Linked DNA regions of Mus musculus: region 1 is linked to region 2. The links are chromatin contacts, found by Hi-C or POLR2A ChIA-PET in ENCODE. All regions are on one chromosome and are shown on one strand. Each heading gives the region's core, a stretch centred on a gene start or an enhancer-like site at or near the end of the contact. The rest is flanking DNA. Distances are from core to core; before and after follow the strand shown.

Region 1 (4,088 bases), core at 924-3,423, 48 kb before region 2:
CAAGCTTCCGGTGCCCCTCTGCTTTCCTGACGACACATCATGACTCCGCATTTTCTCCAGGCGACTGTATGCTCGAGAACTGAGGTCATGCCCTGTTTCTCTGAGTCCACAGTGCCTGATAAAATAATAAATGCTTGGCGACACTGTGTCATTAGCAACCTGAACCGGACTGTGAGCTGCTTCACATTAGATTCTGAACACTCACTTGGGAAGCAGCTGCTTGGAACTAAGATGAGAGAGCACTGTGTGCTCCAGCATTTAGATAAAGCAGATCACCAGCATCATTCCAGGGAATCGGTACATCCTAGCATCCTTTGTAAGTGTCGTACAAGGAGCGTGTCTCCTGCCCATATGCATGTAAAGTATAGAAAAATGGCCGGAACAAAGTGCTGCTTCATAAAGCAGGCCCAAATTTAAGTTTCAGCTCGTTGGTTAAGATCCTGCCTTGTGGGTGTGAGAACCCCAGTTCAGGTCCCCAGAAAGAAGAAAAAGGAGTCAGAGAAAGAGCTCAAAGGCAAAGAACACTTAGTGTTCTTACTGAAGATGTGGGTTTGGTTCCCAGCACCCATACCAGGTGCTCACAACCATCTGCAACTCCAGTGCCAGGGGATGGGATGCCTATTTCCTTGGGCAGCTGAAAGCACACGGTGCACACAGACAAGCAGGCACGCACGCGCACACACATAAATAAAAATGAAAACCGTAAAACGGCACAATAGACACCGTCATTCTGGCAAGGTAGGAACAGAGACCGCCTGATGTAGTATCTAGGCCAATGAAAGCCAGGGCAGGGAGTTAACTTGCCTTATATTTCCACCACGCCCGGCATAAAGTATTTTTTTAAAAACCCAAAAAACAGCCGGGCGTGGTGTCATACGCCTTTAATCCCGGCACTCGGGAGGCAGAGGCAGGCAGATTTCTGAGTTCGAGGCCAGCCTGGTCTACAGAGTGAGTTCCAGGACAGCCACAGCTACACAGAGAAACCCTGTCTCGAAAAACCAAAATAAATAAATACCCCCCCCAAAAAAACAAACAAAAACTAGTTAAGAGGGCTAGAGAGATGGCTCGGTGGTTAAGAGCACTGACTGCTTTTCCAGAGGTTCTGTGTTCAATTCCCAGTAACTACATAGTGGTTTACAACCATCTGTAATGGGATCTGATGCCCTCTTCTGGTGTATCTGAAGACAGCTACAGTGTACTCATATACATAAAATAAATAAATCTTAAAAAACAACAAAAAGCAAACAAACAAACAAAAAAAAAAAACCACCTAGTAAGAGTAGGTGCCTCACAGAAATCGATTTAGAACACATCTCCAACTCCCTCGTGATAAGTGAGAAGAAACTGAAGCGATGGCCACAGGAGCTATCCACCCTTCACGCGGGTACTGTCCTATCCCTCCGAAGACCTCCCCTTCCCCATCATAAGCGCTCTTCTAGGTCCTCTGCCTTCCTGTCCTTCCCTGGGGCTCCCTGACCTGGAATGCAGGGAAGGACCCTGCGCCAGACACCCTACCAACCTTCCCTCATCAGCTATGCATCCCACGTGGGGCGAGCCCCTATCTCACCATCTCGGCAGAAGCCAGGGTTCAGTGTTTTATTTCCCTTTGGGACCTATAAAGGATGTGGGGGAGGCCGTGTAACCAATGATCACAGCCAGAGACCTACAGCCCAATGGCATCGGCTTGGGTCCCAGCTCTGCCACTCTGGCCTGGGTAACTTGGGGAGTAACTTGGCTTATATTTCTACCTGTTTATAAAGTATCTTTTTAAACCCCCAAAAAACAGCCAGGCGTGGTGGCGCACGCCTTTAATCCCAGCACTCGGGAGGCAGAGGCAGGCAGATTTCTGAGTGAGCAAGTTTCCTAACTTCTTGGAGCGTCGGTTTCTTCACCTGTAAAATGGGGGTTACTTGAAACCATCGCGGGAGATGCTTACACGGGTCTGGGGCGGCGAGAGGTCGGGCGGGCGAGCTTGTGGAGCCACCAACGCCCTTGAGAACCTGCGGCTGAGGCAGGGCGGCCCGTTGGCGACCTGTGCCCCTCTCCGCTCCGGCCCAGCAGCCGACTCCTCGGAAGCTCCGGGAGGGCAGTGCCGGGCTGCTCGAGAGCAAGGAGGAGCGCGCTGCCGGGGCAGCGTGGACAGGCGCTGCTCGGCCGTACCTGACACACCCTCGCCGCTCCTGCCCTCCGCGCCTCCGGTCCCCCTCCTCCTTGCTCTCGAGCAGCCCGGCACGCGAGGGGGGTGGGGGGCGGTCCACGCGCGCGGGAGGAGGAGGAGGATGGCGAGCGGAGGGCGCGCGCCCCCTGCCGGCCAGGGAAGAGATAAGCGATGGGCCGCGCCAACAGAGCTAGCCTGAAGAGGGAGAGGAGGAGAGTATTGGGATGGAGATGGGAGTGAGGGTGGGGTGGGGGTGGGGGGGGTGAGGATGAGGATGGGAGTGGGCGAGGATGGGGATGGGTGTGGGAGAGGATGGGGGTTGGGAGCAGCTTGCTTTTCCGTGGATCTCATACACTTGTTTGTTTTCTTTGACTTTTTAAAAATGTGTAGGTAGCCCACAGGTGTCATGGTTAATGTCGAGGTCATATGGAGGTCAGAGGACAACTCAAGCCAGCCGGTAGTGGCACATCCAGGCCTTTAATCCCAGTACTAGAGGGAGGCAGAGGCAGGTGGGTCTCTGTAAATTCAAGCCAGCCTGGTCTACAGAGAGAAACCCTGTCTTGTAAAAACAAAACAGAAAACTCAGGGATCAGTTTTCTCCTTCCATCATGTGGGTCCTGGGGATCAAACTAAAACTCATCTCCTGAGGTTTGATGGCAAGCACCTTTATACTGAGCCGTGCCTCTGGATGCTTTTTACTAATATGTTTGTGGTTTTTGAGGTAGGGTCTTGTGTCTAACCAGGGCTCACCTGGAAACTTGCTAAACTGTTTGGTAACCGAGTTTTGCTTTAGTTCTTTAGTTTGGTTCTAAAGAACTTGGGACCACTCTGCTCCCACAGCCTTATCTGGCAATGGGTAGTGGGGTAATTTGCCATCCTGCCATGCTGCTTTTGAAAAATAAGCTGCCTTTTTTTTTAAGGTTTTATTTATTGAGACAGAGTTTATGTAGTGCCCAGGCTGACCTTAAATTAAGGAGCCTCTGTTTTTTGCCCCGTGTGTGCTATATGACATACACACACACACACACACACACACACACACACACACACATATATATATATATGTATACATATATATATATACAGATAGGCATGCACTGCTATGTTTACTCTTGATTTTATTCTTCCTTCCCCTGTGTGTGTATGTATGTGTGTGTGGGGTTACACATGTGTGCCTGAACACATGGGCAGATAGCATCTCGAACCTGTAAGAGTTTTCCTTGCATTGCTGAAACCCACCTACGTATCTAGTAAGGTCTTGATTTATGATTATCTAATCATAACCATGAGACTACAAAAATTCACATAGCAGCTTTTGCACTGGACCACGTTATTCCAGGCTAGCTGCGGTCTCTGGTCATAGTCAGTCATAGTGTCTCGTGCCCTTTGAGATGACAGTCGTGTTTTTGCGTTGACCACTAAGAACATTCTAGTCTCCCCTCTGACCTCTGACTCCTATGCCCACGCCTTGATCTGGGACTATAAACTTCACCAAAATATCACCTTTGTGCTTTTGTCTTTGATGTTGTCCAAATGCCTGCCACAGTGCCGGGGAGATTATAGTAATTAGGTATTGAAGGAAATGCTGGGTTTTAGTAACAGTAATAGAATGGCCCACACGATAATGCTGCTGGACTGCAGGTGCCTATTTCACTGTGTAAAATGTTGAAACTTAATTTTTGGTTTTGATTCTCTGTCTCTCTCTCTCTTTCTCTCTGCTTGTGTGTGTGTGCCTGTGCGTGCACGCACGCACCCGCACTCGCATGCATGTTCCCATGTGCTTGCAGACACCTCCCTCATGATCCTCCTTGATTTGGGGCAGGGTCTCTCTTGTTTTCTGCTGCACATACCAGGATAACGGCATCCAATGCTCCCGAGATTCTGCAGTCTCTGCCTCCCATCTCACATTGGGTGTGCCAGCCTTTCAGAC
Region 2 (4,275 bases), core at 1,608-4,107:
CGCCTTTAATCGGGAGACTAAGGCAAGGAGATCTTTGAGTTCAAGGTCAGCCTGAGACAAAGCAAGTTCCAGATCCAGGTGTGGTAGTATACACTTAACCTGGGCCACACCTCCTGCTGGAGGCCTATATCAGAACACTTTTGGAAGAAGTAAGACTCACTCTTCTTTACCTGCTTGCACTTACTGGCCAGCACATCTGTCGGAACCTACTTCTTTAGGACCCACTTCCAGCTTCTATTGCAGACCAGCTGAAACAACCAGCCTTGTGGGACTGAGCAACTGCTAGATTCTTGGCCATCCCATCCACAGCTGTCCGTCGTTGGGTTAGTTGGACCATAGGCTATAAGTCATCACAATAATTTCCCTTAATATAAAGAAACTAAGTTCTGCAACTCTAGAGAACCCTGACTAATACACAGTGATGGCTATTCTTGGTTGTCACCTTGACTACATCTGGATTTAACTGAAACCCAAGCATCTGGTTATACCTTTGAGGGACTTTTCTTGATCTTTTGAGGTGGGACAATACACTTTACATCTGAACCATATTTCCTGATAGCCTATATAAAAGACATGGAAGAAGGAAGGGCTTGCCTTGCTACCACTGGCAAGTCCATCCCCTCACTGGTTTGAGACTCCAGCATCTACTGAAGACCAGCAGAGGCATCCAGCCTCATGGACTGGACAACTACTGGATTCTTGTTTTTAACCAATGTTGGACTAGCCTATAAGCTACTCTCATAAATCCCATAAATATATATGGTACTTGTCTGTCTGTCTGTTTATCCATCTATCTTTTGAGTTTTGTTCCTCAAAAGAACCCAACTAATACAAATACTAGTGGCGTATGCTCAGTTCCTCAGAAGGCACGGTCAAGGTCAGGGTCAGGGGGAGGGTCAGGGTAAGGGGGAAGGTCAGGGGCAGGGATAGATCTTGAGTTTAAGCCCAACTTGGACTATATAGTGAAACAGTTCAAAAAAAACCAAACAAACTGACCAAACAAAAATTTTAGAATATTAACCTTTTTAGGTCTTTATATGTATAAATTGCAATGAGCCATAGTAGTTAATATTATTTCTGTTATAAAGAAACTGGAGAGATGGCTCAGCGGTTAAAAGCACTGAATGCTCTTCCAGAGGTCCTGAGTTCAATTTCCAGCAACCACATGGTGGCTTATGACCATCTGTAATGGGATCTGATGCCCTCTTCTGGTGTGTCTGGAGACAGTGACAGTGCACTCATATACATAAAATAGATAAATCTTTAATTTTTTTTAAAAGGAAATAACAGAGTGGTAAATCTGGCTAGTAAGAAGGGGTCCTGGGCCCACAGGTGGTGGTGGTTCACTCCTTTAGTCCCAGCATTGGGGAGGCAGAGGTAGGCAGAACTGTGAGTTTGAGGCTAGCCTGGTCTACAGAGTGAAATCCAGGACAGCCAGGGCTACACAGAGACATCCTGCCTTGGAACAAACAAACAAACAAACAAACAAACAAAACCAAAACAAGAGAAGAAGGGAGAGGAAGAGGAGGGTGTCCTAGAATTTGGTAGATTCAGGTGGTGGTGCTCCTAACTCCTCTTGAAATAACCGAGAAAGACTCATTTGTTCTTGCTTCCTTATTTACCTGAGAAATATTTATTTATTCTAGACACAGCGGGATATCAATAAATAACATATTTCAATCTTTCTGTATACTTTATGCACATACTTATATGGAATATACACCCAAACACCTTTTTTTCTTTTTTTGAGATACAGTCCGATTATGTAGCCCAGGCTGGACGTGAACACACACACTAGGGAGCCCAAGATGGTCTGGAATTTCCAATCTTCCTGTTTGTGTCTCCCCAGTCATGGGTTTAAAAGGCATAAGCCACAACACCAGGGCCTTCTATAATTATTACTACTACAGTTTCTGTTTCTTCAGACAGGGTTTCTCTGTGTAGCCTTGGTGTACTGGAACTCACTCTGTAGACCAGGCTGGCCTTGAGATTTGCCTCCCTTGTCTTGGAATTAAAGGCGTGCACCTGCCTGACCCAGCCATACTATTATTTCTAAAGACAGGGTCTTAATGTATCTCTGGCTGACCTAGAACTTTCAGTCTTGCTTACTTATCCTTGTTAAGTCCTAGGACAATAATTTTCCATCTATCTGGGTGCAGGTATCCTGCAGTACTTTGCAGTGGCTGGCCATGCAGGACATTTTGGATCACCACCACAAGGGAGAATGGTAGCCAAGGGACATTTGATCCAGATTTCAGTGAGGCCGACAGGGAAGGCCTTAAATGCACAGAGGCCATGAGTTTTTGCAGCCCAGTGTTATCTGGTTGGGAAATGAGCACTTTAGGTAGTAAGCCAACTTGGTAGGGCAGACCTAACACCAGAACACAGCACCAGGGTACAGGGTGGAAGTCGGCTGGGACAGCCTACCTGTTAAACTTGGAGGAAGGGGATGGTGTGCTAAAATGAAAAACTAACATCTTTGTTCACTGTGACTTGAGAGGGAACGCTGTGTGCCTGAGGTGGCTTGGAGGGATACCTAGAAAACATTAGGTGCCTAAAGCATTCTGGAAAGTAGCTCAGGTGTAGATCCCCTCCGGGGCTGAACTCAGGCGGGCGAGACGCTGGTTAGTGGGGAAGGAGGAGCTGGAAGGAGAAAGAAGCCAGAGCAAGCCTTTCCGCGTGGAGCTCTGGATGAGAACGCCGGCCTCTCGGACGCCCTGAAGAGCGAACATCCAGAGCCCGCCCGCGCGCTTTTACGGACCGCGCGCCTTGCTCAGAGGCTCCGGGGCGGGGCCGGGGGCGGACCGGGGCGTGGCCTCGGGCGCGGGCGTCGCGGAGGGAGGGTGTCACGTAGAGGGAAGCGGCCCGCGGCGGAGGGAGGGGAGGCCGAGTCCTGGAAGTGGAGCTCCGCGCTGGGACTGGTTCCTTCGCAGCCATTTTCTGTCCAACCAAACAGCCGATTGGAGACGGGAGCCAACCAGGGCTGCATTGGAGGTTTGTGTCTCGCTTCGGCCAATGATCGCTCCTAAACCGACTCCACTTTAGCTCGAATGAAATGTCCGTCTCCTCCCGGCGCCGTCCCCGCCGCCAACGCCGCGGCGGTCGGGGGCACTCGCAGTCCGCAGTCTTCGGGCGGGCCGGGCCTCCGGGCGAGGCCGCTGTGCTTCGGGCCGGGCCGGGCCGGGCCGGGCGCGGGGCGGCGGGCGCTTTGTGCGCGGGGCCGCGAGCCGCGGTCGGGCTGGGCCGGGCGGCTGCGGGGCTCTCGCGGCGGCAGCCCCGGGCCGGCTCCATTTTGTCCGGGGAGCCGGCGGGCGGGGAACGCTGCGCCCCGGAGCGGCCGCTTTGTCTCCCGCATCCCGCCGGCGGCGGGCGTTGGGCACGGGCGGCGGGGGGATGCGCTCCGCGGGGCCGCCCGGGCACCTGCGAGCCGAGGCGGCGGGTCCCTGCGAGGAACGAGCGGCCTGGCGGGCCCCCGGCCCGCTCCGCGCCTACAGCATGCAGCCATCTGGCGCCTGGCTCGCCCCGGACTTGCCCCGAAGGTGGGAAGGGAGCCTTGGAGGTTGCACGGAGGTTTCAGTCACCCGTGCTGGGGGGGCGGGAGGGTCTGCGAGAACAAAGAATTTACGGAGCACCCGCAGATCCTTTCATGCCTAAAGTCTAGAAGAGGGCTGTTTGATGTAGACAAGGTTAGGTAGCAGACGACCTTTAAAAAAAATGGCATCCCGCTAATCTTCACAGACCCTAGTTTTTGTAGATGGTGCCACAAATCACCCGAGTGGCTTCAGCTCTCAGTAAGGAAACTAATCGGTAACAGAAAGTGATGGCTCAACTGGTCAGTAGTAGTGGCATTAATAAATAGGAGCTTTATGGATGAGATACTGAGAGTTTAACCAGAATTCCTTTAAAGGCAAATGATTCCTCCTCTGCACTGCTCTTTGTAGCTTAATTTAAGGATTCTATCGATGCAAAGCTGTGGTTGTCGATGCCAAAGAAAGGAGGTTGGAGGAAGGGAATCTGCTTTTCTTGGATACAGATTTGCATTTCTTCAAACACCAAGCAGATGTATGCATTCCCTTGAGCTATTACACAGATTATAACCTGCCCTGAAGAAAATGCTTTCCATATGAAGAGAGATATTCTTAATGGATTAAGTCTAAGTATATACTTAGCAACTATTTGGGTTGGTAAGGCTCTCCCCCGGTTCCCACTCTAAGCAAGATGCATACACATACCCAACCTTCAGTGTTTGAGTGTTCAAACACACCTTTTAAAGCT

The links. Hi-C counts contacts between places; a loop is a spot of excess contacts on that map. ChIA-PET counts read pairs that join two places held with the same protein, here RNA polymerase II (POLR2A).
Region 1: a loop to region 2 is called in a map of heart, with 2.0 times the contacts of the local background. The contact joins the promoter of 1700028I16Rik here to the promoter of Nfyb in region 2. A Hi-C loop is called at or near these places in 1 of 37 maps with a recorded cell type or tissue (heart). POLR2A ChIA-PET finds 5 or more read pairs at or near these places in 5 of 5 experiments (Patski and embryonic stem cell).

What each region holds. Positions count from the first base shown.
Region 1 is chr10:82,810,208-82,814,295 of GRCm38, reverse strand. It overlaps 1700028I16Rik (RIKEN cDNA 1700028I16 gene), which reads right to left and starts at 2,173. Exons shown (of 3, transcript NR_038042.1): 1 at 1,937-2,173.
Region 2 is chr10:82,762,723-82,766,997 of GRCm38, reverse strand. It overlaps Nfyb (nuclear transcription factor-Y beta), which reads left to right and starts at 2,857. Exons shown (of 8, transcript NM_010914.2): 1 at 2,857-2,994. It also overlaps a transcript of Hcfc2 not described here.